2 separate regions of the Mus musculus genome follow, and region 2 is linked to region 1. A link is a loop called in an ENCODE intact Hi-C map of the cell type or tissue named here. Cell type or tissue: left cerebral cortex. All regions are shown on one strand. Links, peaks and the distances in the headings refer to the core of each region. The heading gives the core; the rest is flanking DNA. Region 1 holds the start of Mid2 (midline 2). Region 2 overlaps Mid2 (midline 2).

What was found. Peaks named below come from ENCODE experiments on the same cell type or tissue, not always from the same donor. Only the 100,000 strongest peaks of a DNase experiment are listed, where the experiment ranks them.
Region 2: a loop joins it to region 1, with 2.3 times the contacts of the local background. A loop is called at or near these places in 2 of 42 quality-filtered maps.

What each region holds. Positions count from the first base shown.
Region 1 is chrX:140,658,279-140,670,648 of GRCm38, forward strand. It overlaps Mid2 (midline 2), which reads left to right and starts at 6,678. Exons shown (of 10, transcript NM_001358366.1): 1 at 6,678-7,000. The coding sequence starts at 6,997. In left cerebral cortex, for the core only: no CTCF peak of the experiment used is centred there; DNase peaks (open chromatin) are centred at 2,544, 6,390, 6,647, 6,831 and 1 more place; H3K4me3 peaks cover 1,559 bases; H3K27ac peaks cover 1,124 bases.
Region 2 is chrX:140,737,347-140,749,716 of GRCm38, forward strand. Mid2 (midline 2) reads left to right here. Exons shown (of 10, transcript NM_001358366.1): 5 at 974-1,122; 6 at 12,226-12,353. Among named protein-coding and RNA genes, the nearest start is that of Eif2c5, 33 kb to the right of the region's middle. In left cerebral cortex, for the core only: no CTCF peak of the experiment used is centred there; a DNase peak (open chromatin) is centred at 6,102.

The sequences.
Region 1 (12,370 bases), core at 2,173-10,172:
GTTCTTAACTGCTCAACCATCTCTCCAGCCCCCTCATTACCTCATTTTAAATTTGCACCCCGCTCTACTTCATTTCACAAGTGAATCTTTTGATTAGTATTAATAAATTTATTAGTGTTAATAAATTAAGATTAGATCTTAATTTAATGTTGATCAATATCCAGCACACACACACACACACACACACACACACTCCTCTTTTATCTATATGACAGTGCTTCCAAAAACTGTTCTTTCAAGGTTGGATATTGTAAGATGTGTTTTACTGTGGTGTTAGAGATGGGATTCAGTGTCTTACACATATTAAATAAGCATTATACTATGGACTACTTTGCTATCCCCCTGTGATATGGTAACCAGTGGATAGACTATAAATGTTTCATGGTCAAACATGTTGGGGGGAAATATTACACAAAGGACAAATAGATTTTATTTCTGACAGAACTTCTTAGAGTCTTCAAATGCTAATATGTGCCATGAGTCACTGAGTTAGTCTGTAGCATTTTTTTTTCTTACACGTGTTTGACCAAATCCTTCCACCCCCCAAAATATCAGTTCATATCTTAAGGGGCGGTAGAGTTTATTACAGAGCCAATTTAGTAATTAGAATATCTGCATTTGAGGCTCTGAGTCATGTGTCTGGCCTCCCACCACGAGCCTGTTATGACTGTACTAGTTCTGCCAAAAGAGTCTCTCCATATTCTCACTATGGATTGAAAGTTAGGGTAGATCTAGCTCAGGTTGCAAAGGTCATCTCTGGACCATAGTCTTTCATCAATTTACTTATATTATGTGGCAAAACTTAGCACTTATGATCCAGGTACTGTTTGATGTGTTGGAGATAGACCAGTGATAGATAGGCAAAACTCTCACTCTCATGGAATGCATATTTGTGTTTGTGCATGAATATATGAGGGCATAAAATAAACATATGTGTTGTTTTATATCTGGTGATAAGTTTCCAAAATAAAAAGGACTAGGGTGCTGGAGATGGTGCTACTTTAGGTGGGGTGATCAGAAAGGATTATCTGATCAGGTGCTCTGTAATCTAAGAGAAGACATTGGACAGACTTATGGAGAGTGGGAGGAAGTACAATTTGAAAGAGAGGTAAGAGCATGTGATGTTCTTGGGGGTGTCTAAGAGTGGTGTGTCTTGTCTTTTTTTTTTTTAAGATTTATTTATTTATTATATGTAAGTACACTGTAGCTGTCTTCAGACATCCCAGAAGAGGGCATCAGGTCTCATTACAGGTGGTTGTGAGCCACCATGTGGTTACTGGGGATTTGAACTCAGGACCTTTGGAAGGGCATCTCACCAGCCTCCGTGTGTCTTTTCAAGGGTATTAGAAGGCCATTGTGCTTGGATTATTGTGGGCAAGGATGGGAGTTGTATAAGATGAAGTTGGAGAGTTTGGCAGAGAATGGCTACTGCCAGGTCTGCTATACCTTTTGCAATTTGCAATTTCTTTTAATGGCAATGAGAGGAGACAGAGTTTGTAGCAGGGGTTGAGGTTTTAAATGATTAGATTTCCATTTTGAAAGGATCATGGGCCAGAAGTGGGAAAATGAAAACCTGACTAGATTACCAGTTAGATGTTGGGCGCTGGGGCATGGAAAGTGTCTAGGATGGCATGCCAGAGTCTGTTTTAGGTAGCTGGGTGATACCACTAAATGAAATGGAATGGGCATAGAAAGTGAGAGGTCCTTTTTGGCCATATTCTTAACATTGCCTATTAGGCAGGCAACTGGAGCCGGAAAGCACTGAGATTCATGTGAGAGCTTGGACCCAAGGAAGAGATCTGAGATGGGGAAATAAAACTGGGTATATGAATCACACTGGGATCCATCAGTATATGGATCACACTGGAAATCATAGGACTAGAGGGTCTCCCACTGAAGTGACTATTTATGGAAAGGGGAGTCCAGACCTGAGCTCTGTGGGATACAGTCTTCAGGGATAGAAAAACAGGAGGAAGAAACAACAGAACCTGAGGAACATGTAGTGAGGTGGTAGGAAAACCAGGAAAGGTGTGTTGTTGTGGAAGCCAGACAGTAAGTAACCGACACTGTTGATTGGGAAGACCTGGTCGGTGGTAAGATTTAGATTGGCCCTGATGGCACATTAAACCTCTAGGACCAATGCAATGCAGAGAGCAAACATACATGTTTATTAGAACAACTCAGAAAAGTTATAAAACATGAAAACGGTAGCAGAGTGGAAATGAAAGAATAAAATGCACCAGGCACATGCTATTTCTCCACAGTAGGAACATAATTATTTTGAACCACTCTCTTTCAAGCAGACTGTGGAGTGCATTTACCACTGGAGTTTTAGAACAGTGTCCTATTGACAAGACTGTGCCGAAAGTGCTTTTCTTCTCACCATCCTGTTAAGAGCTGCTTGCTTAGAGAAGCTTTTGGTCAACCTCTGGATTTCAGACAAGTAGCTGCTTCTTTTGAGAGCAGTATAAGGTCCCCTTCTGCAGAAGCAATGATGTTCTTGTACAACAAAATCAGCCTTCTGTGATTTTTTTTTCCCTTGTGGAACAGACTGGCCTCTGTGCTGTTCTCTGAAGAAAGTATCTGCAGCCACTCCCTCCCCCTTACATTCTCAGTTGGAAAAAAAATAGCCCGATGAGCTGTCCCTTTCATACTGCAGGCCTGTGGTGTGGTGAGTCAGCTTCAGACTAATTCAATTAAACACCTCCAGCTGAATCTGTCAAACAATTTTTTTTATGGGCCCAGATTTATTTTGTTAATAGGATCAACATATGTTATATACAAAGGTAACCATTAAATAATTATAAACAAATAATTTCATCACATACTCCCAGCCAATTTTGCATCTCATGCCAGATACAAAACATTTACTTTAATAAATTTACAGTGAGCAATTTGCATAAAACCGTTGAAAGTGGGGATATTTTCAAAGCAGCTGCTTATGTGATGTGATTAGCAAAATCTCCCCATCCCCCACTCCCACCCACACAAGCCATTAGTCATTCCTTTGAATTAATACATTGAAGGCCTCTGTTAAAATTAAAATATTATCTCCTAATAGAGAGACAAATGAAGCTATTAACATTTAGCTTGAGTTAGTTGATTGAATTCCTTAATCACTTAGCAAGGTCCTTTGTAAAAGGAACCCAGCAGCTGTTAAGTCGTGAGGAGGGGAAAGGAAAGGTCCAGAACATTCCCTAGGGAGGAGAGGCAGGGTTGGGTATTTTGTGCAGGGCTCTCTTAAGCCAGAGACTCTGAAGCACTGGAAACTCAGGTGCAGGGGAGATGGACTAAAATACAAAGGGTGGGATCATTTCTAATGGGTGAGAAAAGCCATTAAAATCAAACCTCCTTTACTGTTAGCTCCACCAAGATGGAGCTAGCTTTGTTCAGGTACACCCTAATGAAAGTGGTCACTCCGTTATGTTCTAGAATAGTCTTCACTGCACTGTGGGGGATCTTACCAAGTGAGACTGTAGTGCAACTGAGTTCTCACTTCAATTTGTGACTCATTCTTTTTGTAGTCATACCTTTTGTTTTGTTTTAAACTAAACTATCAAAAAGCTTTCCTTTTTTTTTTGTTTAATTTTAGTGTTCAAGACAGGGTTTCTCTGTGCATTCCTGACTGTCTTGGAACTCACTCTGTAGACCAGGCTAGCGTCAAACTCAGATCCACCTGTCTTTGCCTCTCTAGTGCTAGGACTAAAGGCATATACCACCATGCCCTATCCATAAAACATTCTTAACGCACAATATGCAGTTATTGAAAGATCTCCATACAAACTAATCTCAGTTCTAGGTTTGAATCGTGTACAAGGTGTTACCAGGCTCGAAGATCTATCTTCCACAGGTGGAATAATCTATAGTTGTCCAGTGTGCTACTTCTATCTTTCACTTTTTAACAACATACACTTTGACACTTTAACCACTTTTTAGTGTTCAATTCAGTAGCATTAAATACATTCACAAAACAAATTATTTCTAGAAAAATTTCAAAAATCCAAGACAGAAACCATGTACGCTTTAAAGGATGTTTCATTTCCTTCTCCCACTGGTCCCTAGCATCCTCCATTCTACTTCCTATCTCAATGCTCCTTACCCTTTAAATTTGTTTCTAAGAGGTCAATAAAATATTTGAGAAATGCAAAACAACATATACAGTGCTGGATGCTTACCTGTCATGGTTTGGGTTTGAAATGTCCCAGCAAAAGCTTATGTGTTGAAGGCCAACTTGCCCACTCTGTACCAGTGGGTGTTCCAAGCGGGTCCTTTGGGAATGAACTGAATCACAAAGGCTTTAACCTCATCAACTGACTTGTCCACTGATGCATTCATGGTTTAAAGGACTATTGGGAGGTGGTGGAAACTAGGAGCTGGGACTTGGTTATAGGAAGTAGGCCCTTAGGTATGTGCCCTTGAATGGTATACTGGGACTCTGAACTCCTATTCCCACCCCCTCCTCCTCCCCGTCCTCCCCTCTCCTCCCTCCTTACTGTGAGGCAAGTTCCTTTACAGTCCCATCATGGTGTTCTGCTTCCCCATAGCATCAGAATCAATAGGACCAGTGACTACAGACTGAAAACTCTGAAATCATAATCCAAAATAAATCTTTCCTCCTAAGTAGTTTCTCAGATTTTCATCACAGTAGCAGAAAGTTAACATTGTTTCCTTCCTATTCCTGTCCTCCAGATAACCAGTGCAATCAACTTTAGAGGTATCTTTACTGAGAATACTTATTTGTCCACAAATATCCCTACGTCCCTTTTCACACTACTAGACGTATCGCCCTTAGTTTCCTAGTTACTAAACAACCTGGGTCTCTCCGCAGGCAGACTGACTCCAAATAAATGTAAATATAGATGCACACACATAAAATATACATATATAATTATTTCTAATATTTGTGTGGTGAATTTGCCCAGCAAATCAGCAGATTTCTGACTCATGAACTTAAAAGAAATCAAGTGTTTTATTGAGTCAAAGGTCCTATGGTAGAGAATTTACCCATCTGACCTTGTCCAAGAATACAGTATAATCCTGTTAACCAAATACAACACATCTCCACTGTTTTATTTCCCATTTTCCTGATGATTAGTCACATTAAATATCTTATTATCTGCTATTTTTCTATTTTTGAAAAATACCCATTTAAGTTCTCTGCCCCTTTTAAAACACATATTCTAGACAGTAAGTCCTTATCATGCATATATGGTTTTAAAACATTTTCTCCCATTCCCAATGTGTCGGTTGTGTACTCTGCTGTGTAGGTGTTGGTGCTATGTAGTCTCATTTGTTTGGTTTTGCTCTTGTTGTCTGTGCTTTGGATATGACACATTAACTTTTACATCTCTTGGTGCTGTACTTCCTTTTAGGTAATGTGGTTGGGTTTTTCCCTTCATTTCCACTCCAGTGTTCTCTAGCAGGTTTGTTTAACAGTGCTGTTGGCTGACTGCTATTGGTTCCCTGATAAGACACACCCATCTACCTTCATTTTTTTTTCTGGATTTGTTCCCAAGCACAGTAATGGGAGGCCCATGTGAGAGGGGCTGTTTCGGATTGCTTTATTCCTTCCTCATTTTGAGTGGAGCTAGAAAGAATATCCTCTGAGGTGGCTTCCTTCTCTCATCTACCTTTTAAGTGTGTGTGTGTGTGTGTGTGTGTGTGTGTGTGTGTGTGTGTTGGGGGGAGGTGGTAGTCTTTGAGCCAGTGATAGGTTAAAAGACAGGCTGTATCCAGACCAATGGGAGGCTCCTGGCTTCCAAATGGATCTTATTAGGGACATTGTATTCTGGATGGCTAGCATCTGCCTCATTGTCCTCTTGGCAGTGACCCTTTTGTATTGGTCAAGGATCTGAAGGTGCAAAAGAAACCTTACCCCATACACTTTTAGTGGCTTTAATCCACCTGAACAACTTGTGCCCAAGTCCAATAGAACATTGCCATTCTCCCTTTGTCAAAAGAAAAAGGGGTTGGGTTTCCTTCAATTGTCTGCCCTTCTCTGTCTCCTCCACTATTTTTGTTTTACTCTCTAGTTAACTTTGCATACAACAGCTTCACCAGTAGGACCTGTGAGGAGGATCCAGGCACACTCTTTTCATTGGCGAGTGCAACAGCCTTCTCCTTGCTCTCATCTGGGGGTTTGTGGATGTAGAAGGGAGGTAGGTGGGTGAAGAGTTTGGCCACAGTCTTCCTTCTGCGCTTCACACACACCACCCGGTCGTGGACGCGCAAACACACACACACACACACACACACACACACACACACACACACACACGCTCGTGCGCGCCTGCTCAGGCCCCTTCTCCCTGTGTCTTCCATCAAGATGACAGGGTGCTGGAGAAAAGGCTGCTGGAATCAGCTGGTAGGTACAGTAGTAATCTGAACCCCACCCACCCACTGCCTTTGCTTGCTCGGGTTTCTCTGGTCACTCCTGCCAGGGGAGAAAACATGTAAGCGCGCCTCCAGAGGAGGGGCACGGGGAGTTGGGAGTGGCGGGGGCGGCGGAAGGTGAGCCTAGGAAGGTGGCCCAGCGCCCCTTCTGCCCGGCCCCTCCCCGTGCTCCCGTAGGGTGTCAGCCTCGGCTCTGCTTGCCCCCACTCCACCCTCCTTTCGAAGGGATTGCCTTTTTTTTCCCTCTGCTGCGGCGGAAATGACAGTGTGGTGCTGCGGTGGTGTCATGGTGCTGCCTCTGGACCGAGAGGCGAAAACTCTTTAAGTTTAGCCCGGGAGACCTAGACGCGGGAACGTCGCGGTCTCCGTGCTGTCCCCCGTGGGGCGCGCGGGCTGGCGGATCCCGGCTGTTGCGCGGCGGCGGCGGCGGCCGCAGCGGCGAAGGCGGGCGGCGGCCTAGAGTGGTGGTGGCGGCGGCGGCGGCGGCAGCAGCGACAGCGGCCCGGGAGCTTGCACGGGAGCCCGAGCCAGCTTGCTGCGGAGGCCGGCGAGCGCCCGGCGCTCCCCGGCGCGCGTAGGAGATGGCTGGCACCCGGGAACAATATGGGTAAAACGCGTCCCCTCGCCGAGGCCCGGGGGGATGGTGGTGGTGGTGGGGTGGCTAGTGTCGCCGCCCGCGCCGGGCTTGGCCCTGGCTGGCTCCTGCTGCTCTTCAGGTGCCGCCGGGGCTGGAACTGGCCGAGGACACTTGGGCTTGGGGGGGGGGGCGGCAAGAGGGGGGAGACGGGGTCCTGGCGGCAATGGCAGGGCCCCGGTTGTCTGTCACACTGTTGTGACCCGAGCTCCTGCCGCTGCCCTCCTGGGAAGGAGTTTGCACTCCTAGATCCCAGGCTGGGGACCGGCCCGAGGCCTCCCGCTTGGCCAGGCCGAGCAGGGAGAAAGCAGTGGAGCGGCTCAGCTCTCGTGGCGCCTAGGCGCAAGTCTGGGAAAGGGCGCAGCCGCCTTCCCACGCTCCCGAAATCCACGGCGTCCTCGGCCCGGGCGGCGCCCCGAGGTCGGCGGTTGGCTCAGTGGTGCTGGCGCAGCAGCCTGAGATTCTGTGGACACCCTGCGAGCGGGAACCCCGGGAGAAACTTAATTCTCCCTCCCCTTTTCCTCCCTGCTGGGGAAACGATCTTCAGGTCTCTGTCTGGGTGGTTCTTTATTTCTGGCCTAGCTGTGAAAGCAGCCCCGTGGGGGGGGGGGGGGTGGAGAGGGAAAAACTTGAGTGTGTCCATAGGACACACTGCGACTGAAGCAGGGACAGGGGAGCCTTTTCCATTCCGGGCTCATAAAAATTACTGGAACATTACTGGTTATGAGCTGGCTTGGGTTGTTTCGCACTTCACGTGCAGCATAGTATTTATTTATTTAGGAGGCATTTCGATTTAGAGGAGGAAATTAGGATCCAGGGATTGTTGGACTCTTCACTTTCCCCACTCTTCCACACTCCTTAGGTACTGTCTCTATTCAAGCCCCCACATCTCCCACCAGAGTTCCTGCACTCTCAGCTTTTCTCTGTCAACCTGTGCAATGCGGCTTCTTGCTTTTCAATCACTTTGATTTTTTTTGAAGATTTTGGAGGGTGGGGCTGCTGAATGGCATTAGTTGTGTGTCTGTCTCTAAGGAGGAGTATTTATGAAGCAAGACATTGGAAACTGTAATAGTACACAACTATTGTGTGGGGATTAATTAATCTGATTCTCGAATTGGACCACAAGAGTTGACTTTAATCCCATTCCATTTCCTCTCTGAAATCGAATCAGATCTCTGACACTATTCCAATAGAAGATGGAGTTGCTAAATGGAGAGTTTACATTCTTGCTCACTTCTGCTTGGGGAGCTTTTGCTGTACCCTAGATTCCTATCCCAGCATCCCCACCTTTTTTTAACCTCCTCCTCTCTGCTCATCACTGCCCCAAGGGAGAATCAATCTTTGCTATTTTTATATATTCCTGCTCAATCAATTAGCTTAACACAGACTCATAATATGAATTAGATTTCTCGTGATTGTTCCTTACAAAACTCGTTTCATGTGGTTGAAACACAAGCCTGGAAGCCAAGAAGATCAGAGAGTTCATTCCAGATGTGACGTTGCATTGGCTTTAAGGCCTTTAGACATTTGTATGACCTCTCTTTCACAGTTGCTTCACTTGCATAAAAGGCATAATATTGTGTACTGGGTATTGTGAGTATTGGCTTGGTCCTTTGAAGATAAAAGGATTCTATAAACCTCAGCATTATACTCTTCAATGAAAGCACTTCATTTATCCTTTATTGGGTTACTGGATTGACTGGGTATAAATGGGAACACTAATTTACAGGAACCCTAATTTGCCATTATTAGTTCCCTTGAGATTCAAATTATCATTGTAATTTAGATCTTAAGTCAATTTGTTTCATGAATGTATATGCAACTGAATGGAAACATATATACAATTAGGCATAGAAAGTAATGGTGATGATTTTAAGTCGAGTCATAAATCATATTGATTACACTTTACCCTAACAATGTGAGTCAGACTCATTTGAATATTCAACCTCACCCATTTTTTTAGTCTACATGGGGGGAGTTAGTTAATGACCAATAAAAGTAATATAGATACATTTAGGTCTGGCTATATAAGCAAAATTAGCACCTAGCAGCAGTGAGTCAATATTTTTCAAAGCACCTTTAATGTACAGAAGCCTCTGCTGTCTGTGTTGAGTGAGGACCTGCCCTTGACCCAGTATTTTGGGCTCATATTTGCCCTATGCTAAACTCTACTTACAGTTCCATGGCTCCATGGCTAGGATGCAGTCAGGGTGGGTGATGTGTGGAGTAGGGAGAGAGGGTTATGGCACATGAAGAGCTGTCTCTCCTATTTACTTTCATGACTACTGGGATTCCTGCTTAGCATGTTGTACCTTGCAAGACCACTTCTGAGAGGCACTTGCTGCAAATGAGTGGCTTGGTTGCTTCACAAACATATCATCTGAACAGCGCAAATTGACTTAGATAAAATTGGTTTGGTTAATCCCTCCTCTAAAAACAGGGCAACTTGCTCCAACCTGCAGGTCTTAAAATAGTGCCAGTGGAGTGTCATAATTGCATCCAAGCAGTGTCCTGAGTGGTGAGCCTTTCCATTCTCTCCTCCCATAAAACCTGCTGACACCACAATTAGGAAGGAAACTACAGAAGAATGCATTTTGAATCATTGGCTTGATGAAGAGTGAAGAATATTGTCTCTGGTTGTCAGGTTTTCCTTAGAAGTAGACTTTCTCTTCCTTAACATGGATGTAGAGCCCCTAAAGACAAAGACAGGGATGCGGCACACAGTTAAGTCTCAGATGGCAGTTTTTAGCGATAACTACTTGACTGTCATTCGGTCTTTATACAGCTTGCTAAATTTCTAGATGTTAGCAATGGGACTCAGCTGCTAGAGGAGGCCCGAGGGTGTCTGAGGGTGCTCCAAGTCCATTTAGTATTGACTTTTTGTCCTGTCTTCTGTGCAAAAGAAAGCTGTGTCTCTGACACGCCTCCTTAAGCAGAGGGTCCTGACTCGACACACTCTATCATTAAAGTATGAGGTATGACATGTTTATGATGGATAGAATAAGACACTCACTTAAATTTTTACAGTTATTTATTTGTGTGAATGTGCGTGCATATGAGCATGCATGTGTGCCATAGAATACAAGCAGAGATTAGAGGAAAACTTGTGGAAATCTACACTTTTCTTCCACTGCATCAGTGTTTTGGATCAAACTCCAGCCACCAGTCTTGGTTGTCAGCAAGTTTACTCGCTGAGCAGTTTCACTAGCCCTAAATATAGTCACTTTTTTGAAAATTGGATACAAAGTATGATATTGTACTGTGTGTATTTCTGGATCCTCAACAAATACAGTGTTCATCACTGAGCGGTAACAGAGGAGGCTAGAAAAGTGCTTCTCTGTGTGTTGAGTCACAGCATCAAGTGAGAAGTTCAGATGACTGGTGGCAAGAAAAGACAATCCCACTCTATTGTCTGCCCTGGGCAGACTGTTAGTGCCCTTTCCCACTTCTCACCTTCAAGGGCCAAGAATCCTGTCGCCATCCATTTTCATAGATTAAAACTGCAGAAAGTTTTCTGTGCACTGTAGAAGGCTGTGCTCTGTGGCTTTTTCTGTCTGCTACCTTTTTCATCTTTTTTTTTTTTTTCATGACCATAAAATCACATAACATTTTTGATAGTCAGACTTCCAGAAAGCCTATAAACATGGCAGAGGCATTTGGGGAAAAGAAGTGACACCATCCCACCATCACTTTCTCCATGTGTTATTTGCCTGAATAGAGTATATACACTACGATGTTGGTTTAGTGTAACTGGGTTAGAAAAGTGTGGGTTCTTGTTTCTCCACCACACCCTGACTGCCTGACCTTGGGCTTTGTCTTAGCCTCTTTCTGCAGGTCAGACTCCTCTGGTTGATGATGAACAGTATCCTCTGGCTCTGCATCATCCTCTTACAGAGACCAGATGATCTGATAAAAAACAAACAAACAAACCCATTCTATAATGACAACTCTTCCTGAAACCTAAACTCCTAATATTTTGCAATTTGCTCTGATAGGAACATAAAGTGCAGGCATGGAAGACAGTGCTGACTTAGGAGAGCAAAGTGTGTGTGTGTGTGTGTGTGTGTGTGTGTGTGTGTGTGTGTATGTGTATACAGTCCAGAGATAGAAAAATGGTTTATAGTTCAGATTCCTCTATCACTGCGTCTGTAGCCTTTTGTTCAGTGTTGCTAGGATCCATGCGGTTCCCAGGAGAGTGGAAGCTTGATTTTCAAATAGGCCTCTGTTTTCTGTCTCCTGTTACTGATCAGAACTTGGGGTCCTCACAGCCTAACATTCAATAGAGTGCCCTACATACATATATTACAAGTTTTATTATGGAAAAGTAGAAATGACTGTCCATCCCAGTAGGACACTAAATACTTTAAAAATCACCAGATATTTAAAAATGCATCATTGAAAAAACAGAGGATTAGAAGTTCAGTCTTAAAATGGATGAAAATTTGCACTAGTAGCCTAGGTGAATAAGGTTCTTCTTCATTTGTTCCTCAGGCTTACAGCTCTGCCAGTGTAATCTGCATTATGAATCATACTTAAAATTCTTGTCAAATATTTTAAGTTACCTCAGCAAATCCATTTTTGGTTACCTTGATTAATCATTTTTAAATAATATTTTTATTCTGTGAAATCTTTATACATTTCTACAATGTATTTTGATCACACTTTCATTAATCTTTTGTATTTTAGGCAGATTGTGACTTTTGGTCTTGTTATTTTTGATATTCATTTTAATATTTATGATGATTGAATTATATAAAATGCTCAAAGTGGTAGGTTTAGGAGCCATTTATTAGAGGGGAATAGCATTCAATTCTTGAACTATAAAATACTAAGTAGGCCTTAATGCCTATTAGTCAGGAACTGGGTCAGTTCTCTGTCCTAGCCAGTAATCAACCTCCAGTTCTGAGGTCTCTCAATGTATGATGGCAGCCTAAAAGAAAACACTAGAGGGGCTGGAGAGATTGCTCACTGGTTAAGAGCACTGACTCCATTCCTAGCACCCACATGGCAGCTCACAGTTGTCTGTAACTCCACTATCTGACACCCTCACAGAGACATACATGCAGGCAAAACACCAATGCACATAAAAATAAAAATAAATGAATAAATTGTTTAAAAACAAAACAGAACAAAGAGAAACTAGAAATAATTCTTCCCTCAGGAGGACCATATGGGAAGCTAAATGTTAAGACATGTGAGCATCAGTTAGAACCGTGGTTTTCCTGGGATTGTGTGGAAAGGTATGACTGTTTTCTTTCATGTCAATTACATTTGTGATGAATTTCCAAGTGTTTCTAGCTTGTAAAAAAAAGTGTTCTGGGTGTATCATATCAGGTATGAATG
Region 2 (12,370 bases), core at 1,601-9,600, 78 kb after region 1:
TTATCCAACTTATTAGCTACAATAGATGAAATAGAGCCAAGTCAAAGAACTGCAGATTTCTCTCTCTCTCTCTCTCTCTCTCTCTCTCTCTCTCTCTCTCTCTCTCTCTCTCTCTCTCTCTTTCTCTCTCTCTCTCTCTCTCTCATTTGTTTGCTTGTTTGTTTGTTTGTTTTTTGAATCAGGGTTTCTCTGTGTAATAGCCCTGGCTGTCCTGGAACTCGATTTGTAGACCAGGCTGGACTCAAACTCACAGAGACCTGCCTCTGCCTCTAGAGTGCTGAGATTAAAGGCGTGCATTATCACCCAGCTGAATGGCAGATTTCTAAGCAGGGAGCTAAAGAGTAAGAGTCAAAGGCATCAGGTGAGGCCATGCAGCTTCTAGATGTGTCTAGGCTGCTGGTAAATGATAATGATTATAAGGCCATGGTAAATGTGTAAAGTTATAGGGCTCACTTAATGATCAGTACTTTGTGTCATACTGGATGGTTGGAAGTAACAATGAGCTGAAGTTTCCAAAATTACATCGTGGTAGGTATATAGGCACTTAGAGAAATATATACATGTAAATATAGCTACTCATAAATAAAAATGAGGTACTTTTGTTAAATATATGTAAAAATACATTGCCAATAAAATGTAAACAATAATGATCTCCAGGTGGTAGAATTGCTTTTTACATTTGTGTTTAAATTTTTCTATAATTAACATGCATTGCTTTTACAATCAAAACAATGTTATTGAATCTGTAGATAACAGGGTAGATGGCTGAATGCAATGTAAGTGAACAGGTTATACTTTGGACAAGAGACTTAGCAGGCAGGGTGAGAAGGTGAACAGTTGTTTCGGGGCTCATGGGATATTAATTACCGTTATTTTTAGAATCACTACGGCAGATCTCCTTCATGTTGTTTTATTGTTTTTAATTAAGCGCAGTATGTTTTATGTCATCTTTTCTCCTACCAATTCTCTTAAGGTTATGAAACTGAGAAAGTTGGCACAGCAGGTTGCTAATTGCCGCCAGTGTCTTGAGCGGTCAACAGTCCTCATCAACCAAGCTGAGCATATCCTAAAGGAAAATGACCAAGCACGGTTTCTGCAGTCTGCAAAAAACATTGCCGAGAGGTATGTGTGCTCCTGATGTTCTTTTGAAATGCCTGCTCTTGTGCAAAGGGGCTGGCATAAAGTCACTTAATTCTCTTCAGGCATTGTGTAGTAGCTGCCACCTGAAGATTTTTACCAGCTAGGTAATTATTGAGCCTTAGTGACAAATCACCCTGCAGATTTCTGGACCCCTTTCTCTGTCTTTGCTGCCTGCCAGCTCTTTTAATGCATAGCCAAACATAGGGCTACCTCCTGCCGTTAGCTTCCTGCTAGGTCTTGAGCAATCTGTGATAGTTGTGGTGTGTGGGAAGACAAACTCCGGGCTACACTGATAGGATGTGCCTTTCCTAAGCCTATGCATGGTTTTACTTTTTTGAAATCAATTTCGCCCCCACTATCTTGCCTCCAATTCCTCTCCTATCCCCCATGCTAATTTTTTCTCCATACTTCACGCGACCGACCTCCCTCCCTCTCTCTCTCTCTTTCTCTCTCTCTCTCTCTCTCTCTTTCTTTCTTTCTTTCTACCAAACCCATTGAGTTCATTTATTGTTGTCTGTATGTGTGTGGATGTATGTACAGTTTTTGTTGTTTGCCTTTAGCTTTTTCTTGCATAAATTCCTTAGAGAAGTAATTCTTTGGCTTTTGCTTAATCTCTTTGTCCTTTGAAAGTTAATGTCATGAACCTTGTATCAGAGAACTCATGAATCATTAATAATCAACCTATTGGCCCAGAGTCTATGCTCTAAAGTAAATCATTACCCAATTAGTCACCAATTATTCAAGGGGCTACAGTAACCCATTAGTCCAGATATGGTCTTCTTTACATATTCCCCTCTCATTCATTGAAGACTTGTTTTTAAGCTCATGATCTTCCCATTGGTACTGCCATCATTTTGAGTGAGTTCACTTGGACAGCTAACCTATGTAATATGCTTACCTAGCCATTCACCTTCTCTGACATCTTCTCCAGAGACTTCCAACTCAGGTCACTCACTTCCTAGGCAATCATCATCATTGTCATCGTCATCATCATCATCATCACTTAAAATCACAGCCATAAGTTAAAGCATCACGTTTTCTAAACACAGCCTCTTTTTAAATTCAAATACATCTTTTCTTTATTAAGTTGTATTATTTCCTATTTTTACTAGTGACCTATTTCTACTTTGTTCTAAGTTTATTTGGGCTTTATGACTTATTACTCCAGCTATTATATTTTCCTAATCCCCTTTCCCATTGCCCTTTTACTAATCACCCTGACAAAATCCTATACCTGAGTCAGCCCAACCATCTCTACTCTTTTTCATGCCTATATTTCACTTTCAAAACTATGGTAAAGAAAATTTGCACAACCAAGGATGAATCACAGTACTTAGTGCAAAGTACTGACTAGAGTAAGTTGGTTGGGTTGGTTCTATAACTAAGACATTGTGAATAGTGCTGTAATAAACATTAATGTATAAGAATGTCTATGATATGGTGACTTGGAGTGTTTTAGTTGGGTCATACCAATTTTTACTTCTTGAGTAACTTCCATGTTGATTTCCATAGTAATTTACTAGTTTACATTCCCACTATCAGTATATAAGGGTTTTCTCTTATCCACATCCTGGCCAGAATTTATTATTTCTTTTTAAGTGGATACTATTCTGACTTGGATAAGATGGAATCACAGTGTAGTTTTTATTTGTACTTTTTGATCGCTAGTGAAGTTGAACATTTTTCATGATTATTGCTGCTTGCATTTCATCTTTCTATTTTTGGGATTAATGGTTTGTATACATGTATGTATTATGAAGGTGAACATGTGTTTTCCTACTCATAATTGTATGTGTGTGCATGTGGCAAGAAGGGGACAACCTTAGGTGTCATTCCTGAGTCTCCATCCACTTGGTGGTTTTGAGACATGGTCTCTCACTGGCCTGGAATTCACCACGTAGGTTAGGGTATCTGGGTACTGTGCCTCAGGGATCTACCAGTCTGCCTTTCCAGCACTCGAATATTAAGTGTGTGCTACCATACCTAGATGGCTTTTTTTAAAATTTGGGCTCTGAAGATATTCTAGATATTAACCCTCTGACAGATAAAAAGTGAGCAAAGGGTTTTATCCTAGTCTGTCTATCTCTTCACTCATTTAACTATTTCCTTTGCTATACAAGTTCCTTTTAATTCCATGAGATCCCATGTATCCACTGTTCACATTATTTCCTGAATGACTGGTCAAGTTGTACTACAGAGCCATATTAATTAAAATAACTAACATGATTCCTGACTAAAAAACCAGAAACATAAATTAATGAAATTAGAATAAAAAATTCAGGTATTAACCTGTACAACTGCAGCTACCCGATGTTTAACAAAGACACCAGAAATACATATTGGGGCGAAAAAGCAGTCTTTTCAACAAATGGTGAGTTGAAAACTGGGTGTCCACTGTAGAAGAATGAAACTAGACCCACACCTCTCACCTTGCTTAAATCTTATCTTCAAGACCTGTGACAGTGAAATTGTTAGAGGAAAAGGCAGGAAAAACATTTCCATACACGAGCAAGGATACGATATTCTGTGTCTTTGAGACAGGCTCTCAGTTTTAGCCCCTTGGCATGGAACTTACTCTCTACCCCAAACTGTCATCAAATACTGGACAATAATCCTGCCTCAGCCCCCTAAGTGCTACGATTATGGGTACGAACTGCCACCCTTGGCTTTCTTAGTTTTCTTTCTGTCTTGCTAATAAAATTAAACTTTTAGCACTTGCATTTTTATTTCCAAGAGTTTCCTTTTTAAAATCTTCTATTGATTCTTTGAGAATTTCATACAGTATATTTTGATCATATTCACCCTCTCTCCAAACTTTTCTCATAGTCACCTCCACCTCCTTAGCTACCCAGCTTTGTGTTTTTTTCTTTTTGTTAACTGATCATGTACAGTTTGTGCTACCCAGATAGTCTTGAATATGAGGCCTGCCATGAAATGGAGTTGATCGACCAGGGGTTACACTGTTAAAGAAACCTGACAAGCCCTTTCTCAGCAGCTATCAAATGCAAATAGCTCCTCAGCTGGGGCTGGGACTTCATGCCCATCTTCCCTTTTCCATTCTGAGATTTTTGTCTGTACTGAGCTTACACATGCCTTATGCATGATGTTAGAACTGCTCTGACTTCATTTGTGCAGGAGGCCCTGTTGTGCCCAGAAAACAGTTTGTTTGAAGTGCTTCAGTACTTCAGACTCTTAAAATTTGTATGCTTACATTTCCTTGAAGATCCATGAGCCTTGAGGAGAGGAATATGATATAGGCATCCCATTTAGGGATGTGAGTCTCTGTGTTGATTGCTTGCTGTCTACTGCTAGAAAACATCATATGGAAACTTACTGTGGTAGCATATCTGTCTGTTTGTCTGTCTACCAGGTCAGTGAGATCTCATAGATCCTTCAGGACATTACAGACTCTTGCTGTTACTTTTGGTTACCCTCCAAAACTTGGTGGTAAGAATTTATTGCTGAAGACACCACATACTTGAGTCGAGGTACAATAAGGATTGGGCTGTCAGGATGTACCTCCTGGTGCAATAGTGGCACAAGTTCTGTGGCTATAACCAATCACTGTGGTTTGCATCAAAGGCCTGCTTCCGGAGATGGGAGCCATAACTGGAATCATTAATGAGACCAAGAACTGGGGTCAACAACCTGTGGTTAGTTAAGTCATAATCCCTTGGAGAGAATTTACTATTGCTGTGCTAAATAAGATAGTATTATAATGACTCCCAGTGAGTTATTGCTATGCCCATAGACCAATGCATCTCTCAGCCCTCATCAGAGCAGAAACTTCTTGATCTTTGTTTCTTTCTTAACATTCTAATCTTATTTTGTGCACATAAACTATTTGCTTGTTTCTTTAGAAATCCTGTTTTCTCCAAGTTTATTCCTTTGTTAATAGGCATTTAGATCCATAAATATGCCTCCTTTAAAAGGAATTTAGGAAGCTGGGCATGGTGGTGTACGCCTTTAATCCCAGCACTTGGGAGGCAGAGGCAGGTCGATTTCTGAGTTTGAGGCCAGCCTAGTCTACAAAGTGAGTTCCAGGACAGCCAGGGCTACAAAGAGAAACCCTGTCTTGAAAAACAAACAAACAAACAAACAAACAAACAAACAAAAAAAGCATTTAGGAGACAAGTTGTTAATAAATGAAAAATAATTTATTGCCAGTTTAGCTGAACCAAGGAAAGATTTTTAGATTCTTTGAGTCTTTTCTTTCTTTTTGTTATTTATTTATGTATTTATTTATTTTTGGTTTTTCGAGACGGGGTTTCTCTGTGTAGCCCTGGCTGTCCTGGAACTCACCATGTAGACCAGACTGGCCTTGAACTCAGAAATCTGTCTTCCTCTACCTCCCAAGTGCTGGGATTAAAGGCATACACCACCACTGCCCAGCTTTCTTTCAGTCTTTTCTATTCAAGTGTAATAATGCTATAGCAAAGATGAAACAGAAGTCAGGAAATATACATAGATTAAGGTATCAGAACTGTGTGAAATATTTTTCTAGGAGGCAAGTTCCTCCTCTGATTGGGATCCTAGTCCCAGCATGGGATTCCTGGGGAAATGATACGTCTTTGCAAGTCCTTATTTCAGTCCTCTGATAGCTGAAGTGAGAGGCCCAAGTATCTGTGGAATAGCTCCTCTCCTGCCAGGTCCATTACATTACTTGCTGTACTTCCATGAATACCTGCTAAACTTTTGACTTCCTTTTACATTTTAGCACTGAAAGGTGCTGAGAAGCTGTGAGGGGGTGGGGGCAATTTGTTGCTTGGTGAACTTCACTGTAGAATTATCAAACGGAGTGCCAGTTTTTTATTGTGGGCTCTCAACTGTCAGTACTGTAGGTGTTTCTTTTTGAGTCTCTTTTTCTAGGAAGGAATCCTGCAGTCTCCTGCTTCGAGTGGGGGGTGTATATGCAGGGGGCGGGGGAGGAGGGACAAGCATATAAGCACAGCTGTCAGCATTCTAGGAGCCAAGCAGGGAAGAAGTCTGAGTCTTTCCAGATTTTTTTTTTTTTAAATAAGATGTCAAGATTCTGCCGAAGTAAACCTCACATCTCCTGCCAGGCTGAGGAAAAGGCAGGCCGTTTGAGTGGATCTGGGGCTCTAGCTATTCTTCATGCAAACTTTCAGCTTTGTGTCACTAAATCAGCTTGATGTTGTTGGCTTCTCCATCCAGCTTTGTCTGCTCTGTTGTTGGTTACTGCACATCTGTCCTTTTCTAGCTTCCAAACATTTGTGGATAGTCTCTTCATTGTTGGCATCTATTTGTTTCTTTCTCTTTGTCTTTGTGGGTTAAGGTCATTTTTATTCTTTTTCTTTCCGGTGGGATTTTAGGAAAGCAAAGATGAAATATATATTTAAACCACTATATTTAACTGTCCTGAGCCTGCAGCCTCTGAAATGTTGTCTCCCATCTTCACGTTATTGAATGTGTTTTTTCAAGGCCACCAGAAGAAGACCTCATTGCTAAATATAAAAGATACTCTTTTGTTTCATCTTTCCCTTTAATCTTATTGTATCTCAGTAGCATGTGTCCCCATTGACCACTTTTACTTGCAGTCTTCCTGTTTTGTGTCATAAAAATTCCCATTACCTGTGTCCTTTACTTTGATTTCCTTTTCCTTTTTTCTCACTCTCTTTCTCCCTCCCTCTCCCATCTCTCTTCCCTTCTCCCCCTACCCAACTTCTCTCTCTGCCATTGAGAGCAGGTCTTCCATCATCTATTTCCTTAATAATACTGTTCTTCCTTATTCAGTATTAGGGAAGTCTCCTCTCTCCCCACACAGCTTTCCTTACAAACCCATTAGTGTTTAAGGCTTCAGTTACCATTTAATTACAATCAACTGCTCTGCTGATGATTCCAAATCTCTATGTAAATCTTTTCATGGATTCAAATGCATGGAATAGATGGATATCTATGTGACACCACTTGAAAATCCCAATAGAAACACTTTTTCTCTGCTCTCTCACAGAATCTGAAATTCATCGCCATCCTTATTCATTGTATTGTATTAAGGTACCATCACTTAAGATAAAATGAAATTTTAGGTGGGAAAGAATAGTATTTAGGAATATAGAATTGTAAAACACACACACACTTATACAAATACACATACAGACTTCACAAATGGAAGATAATGTTGAATACTCTCTTATAGTTTACATTCAAAATAATATATCACAGAATTTGTTTTTCTGTTCAAAACTGAAGCTTTTAATTCTCAAAAACATCTAAGCAAATGAAGATTCTTGGGGCCAGGGACTGAGTTCTGACCCTCATTACAAACTGCCTCTAAACTACACCCCCGTTCAGTTTATTCACTTGCAGAGATGAGGACTCTTGCATCCTAGGCTGGACTGGAACTGTGTGGCTGAGGATGCCCTCCGTATCCTGATTTTCTTTTTTTTTTTTCTTTTCTTTTTTTAAAAAATATTTTTTATTAGGTATTTTCCTCATTTACATTTCCAATGCTATCCCAAAAGTCCCCCATACCCTCCCCCCCCCACTTCCCTACCCACCCATTCCCATTTTTTTAGTCCTGGCGTTCCCCTGTACTGGGGCATATACAGTTTGCTTGTCCAATGGGCCTCTCTTTGCAGTGATGGCCGACTAGGCCATCTTTTGATACATATGCAGCTAGAGTCAAGAGCTCCGGGGTACTGGTTAGTTCATAATGTTGTTCCACCTATAGGGTTGCAGATCCCTTTACTTCCTTGGGTACTTTCTCTAGCTCCTCCATTGGGAGCCCTGTGATCAAACACATGAAACTCAAGAAGAATGAAGACTGAAGTGTGGACACTATGCCCCTCCTTAGAATTGGGAACAAAACACCCATGGAAGGAGTTACAGAGACAAAGTTTGGAGCTGAGACGAAAGGATGGACCATCTAGAGAATTTTTTATATCGTTGAAAAACTTTATTTTTGGTGGCATATGGAATTTCTCATACACACACACACACACACACACACACACACACACACACACACACACACACTTGTTTCAGTCTCCAGTGCTAGGGAATTAGCTTACATATGGTATGCTGAGTGTATTTATAGTTACTACATGCATGTCACTTACTTGCTTTGCAAGAATTTTATGAAGGGTCCAATGAGATCATGAGATCATTTGGCAGTTAAGAGCACTTGCTGTGTAATCATAAAGATTAGAGTTCATATCCCACCACCCATACAAGCTAAATGCTCTACCCCTGCCTGTAACTCCAACTCTGAGGTGTATGGATCCAGAAGGATTTTTTAGATTGTCTGGCTTCCAGTAAACATTTAAAAAAAAAAAAGCTCCAGGTTTTGGTGACCTAGAATATCCCTTGTAGTCCATGCTAGCCTCAAATTTGTGGAAATCCAGCTGCTTGAGTTCTGGAATGACAGGTATGCAACACATCTGGCTTGTTTTTGTGTTGCTGCTGTTGTCATTTAATGTTTACATTATTTATTTATTATTTATCTATGCGTCTCTCAGTGGGCATGTGTAAGGTCAGAAAACCACTTCTGAGAGCCGATGGTGTGCTTTCACTTTGTGGGGTCTGGAGATCACACTCAGGCAGGGAGGCAACAAACACCGTGACTCATTGCCCATCTCAAGGCACCGTTGTTTCCATGATTTTTGAATGAACTTTATTCGTGTGTGTGTGTGTGTGTGTGTGTGTGTGTGTGTGTGTGTGTACAGTAAATCAGTGGATTCAACCCGGGGATTTGTGACTGCTTAATAAGTCCTCTACTCCTTTTTCACTTTTGATTACACTCTTGTGCCCTGTCACAGACAGTGGGATTCTGGAAGGAGACAAGGCACTAGGATGCCACCAGTAGCAACCTGAGTTCTTTTCAGAGACCTGCACTCAAATGAAGCCAAGGTTTTCGACTGCAAGCAGAATTTCAGATGGAGTCAGTTTGAAGCAGAGTTGGAGTTTATCAGGAAGAGTGTTTGACACAGATTTGACCTTGGGGGTGTTAATAGAAAAGTGCTCAGGAAAAGGATGAAATACACCTGTGAGCGTCAGCCTGAGCTTCTCATGCGAGAAACCCCCTTGAATGCCTTAGTGGTAGCTCAATATAAGATTTTGGAGGTTTTTGAAATTATATACATCAAGGTGTTTCAAAGGGAACACCACTCCTCTGTCTCTTTTCTTCGTTTTAATAAGGAGAAGAATGGAATGGCTCTGTAGGAGCCTTGGGTAAGAGTGCAACCTGATCAGGTAAAACCAGGGGTCCGCAGGTTGTACAAGGCTGTTAAGATGTGCCTTTTACTAGAAATGTGGTGGTGATTGTGAGATTCCTTAACAGTTGACAGCTTCGAGAAGATAGTCCCTCATGTCCCTGTCCTACTATCCTGCCGCATTACCACCTCACTTACTGCTTATTCATAGGTGACTTAAAAAGTCCACTGCTAAGGCATTCAAGGGGAATTCTCGCGTGCGACGCTCACACTCACTTCTTCCACTACAGCTTTAAAACTCTCGTTAAAATATATTTATGCACATTATTCCTTTACCCAAATTGCTCCAGTGGCCCCTATTCTTATTTTTAGGTTAAAGGCTCAAGTGAAATACATAACATATAATATTCCACATGATTCAGCTTCATTCTTTACCCTTTAAGCCTTTGTTAATTGATCATCATGTAGGCCATGGCTTAAGAGTAGCTTCTAGCCTGGCACAGTGGCGCACGACTTTAATCTCAGTACTGAAGAGACAGAGGTAGGTGGATCTCTGAGTTTGAGGCCAGGGTGGCCTACAGAGTTCCAGGAGAGCTCGGGCTTCACAGAGAAACCCTGTCTTAAGGAAACAAACAAGCAAACAAACAAGCATACACCAAAACCCAAACCAAAACCCCAAATAAAACTGAAACTCGCTCTGGGGAGATTTGTCTTTGCTCCCATGTTTCTGTTAGATGACGTGTGTTCCCACACCCTCCTTGCATTGCCCATTTAAGGTCTCTATTCCCCATGACCTGTGAGCTCATTGAACACGTGCGTCACAGCAAACTTGTTTCCTTGAGTACCTGTAGAATGGAGCACACTGCGGGGCACCTTAGTTTTGCTTAATAACTTTTGGGTAGATGCATGGATGGATAAGTAGATGAGTAAAAGAAGATTGGGAAGGCCAGGAAAAAATTTAGACCAGTTTTCTGACTTAACATTAAGATTGTTATTTATCAAATACTACAAAAATAGATGTTCAATGTGAAACCTTAAGATTGTTTTGTGCTGGGCTGGAGAGACGGCTCAGTGGTTAAGAGCACTGACTGCTCTTCCAGAGGTCCTGAGTTCAAGTCCTAGCAGCCACAACCATCTGTAATGAGATCTGATGCCCTCTTCTGGTCTGTTTTCTGAAGACAGCTACAATGTACTTATATAAAAATAAATAAATCTTTAAAAAAAAAAAGATTGGTCTGTGTTGGCCATCCAGTTGTACAACTTTAATCTCAGCACTAAGGAGGTATTAGAAGAGGATCAAAGGTTCAAGGTCACCCTCAGCTACATAGGAAGGTGAAGGTCAGCCTAAAGCACACCAGATTCTGTTAAAACAACAAAATGAAACAAAGCCAAAAATAAAATCCATAACCCCCATTTATTTTGACTGTCATGCAATCTATTCCAGAAACATCTACGGTTTCAGAAATAGTCAAAAGCTATTGTTTGTAGATCTGCAACAGAGCATATGTATTTGCCCAGTTGCTCATTGCCTTACAAATGGCTCAGTATAAAAATTGCCGTTCTGATTTTATTCTGTCCACTAGAACCTCCGTAGTGTTTGCAAGGTAACGTTTCCTTCTATCTTGCCCTCTGTCTGCACAAAGGACTTCATTGACTCTGCTTCAGAAGGTCTGATACAGGACTAAAGCCTGAATATTTCTGTAAAAGCTTCCTCAGATAAGCCCTATTAATCATTAGATCATAAGAATTGCTGACGTACATAAAATGTATAGTTAAAATTAGGAAAAACATTCATAGTTATGGAAATAGAATTTAAGATCAGACAAGCATGGCTTCAATTAAAATTTGATTTTTACTATTATGTGTGATCTTGACAGCCTACTTAGCTTTTAAATGTGCATGCTTCCTCATTTAGAAAATGGAAATAACTTCTACTATATAACACTGTGGTAAGGAGAAAAATTAGATAATTTATGTAAAAATTTCATTTTTGTGCACAGTGCCTTATATATACTAAGCATTCCATAAATGTTAGTATTATATTGTTTTTGTAAGTCATTCAGTTACTCATTCAACATTTTTTTATTCACTATGTGTTCAACATTCTTTTAGGAACCATAGAAGAAGAGATGGGAAGTAAAATAGGAGCCCTATTGCTGTGCCTTAAAGTTAGTTGGCCAGTTGAACCTAAAGATGTAACTCACCTAGCAGAGTGTTTGCCTAGCATACACAGAGCCTTAGATTGAATCCACAGCACCTCCTAAATGGGACATGGTGGCACATGTCCATCTTTCTGACCCCCAGGAGATAGGAGAAACAGGATTTCAAAGTAATCCTTGGCTATGTAGCAAGTTCAAGGCTAGCCTGGGATATGTGAAAATTATTTTAAATAAATACATAAATAGGAAAGAAACACTTAGTTGGGGACATAATTATCACAGTATTAATGCAATTAGAGAACAAGGCAATGGAATATAAATATTTTTAAATATCAAATAATGAATGATATTAATGGGGATATACTAACTCAACATGTTGGCTTGTTAGTTAGCATAAAAAAAGAGACATAGAAAAGCAATCTTAAAACTGCTCTTACCAAGCCAGCAGAGGTCTACTTTGATGCTGCCTGCCAGATGGAAAATGATGCAGAGGGGAAAAAATCCTGTATTTACTTCTCAAAATTAAGACAGGATGGGGGAGTGTGTTTGAGGGATGAACATATGTGTATAAATATGGTATAACTCTTAATTGGTTCCTTACGATTAAAATGGAAACTGTTTCCGTTAGAAAGGCAGAGATATGGTATTTTCACTTACAAGTGATTTATTTTTACCTCGTTAAACCAGAAATCAAACACTAGATGAAGGTTGCAAGCCTATTTTGATGTATTGATGTCTTTTTTTTTCCTTTTCAGGGTCGCTATGGCAACTGCATCTTCGCAAGTTCTGATTCCAGACATCAATTTTAATGATGCCTTTGAAAACTTTGCTTTAGATTTTTCTAGAGAAAAGAAACTATTGGAGGGGCTAGACTATTTAACAGGTGTGGAAGAGCTGTGC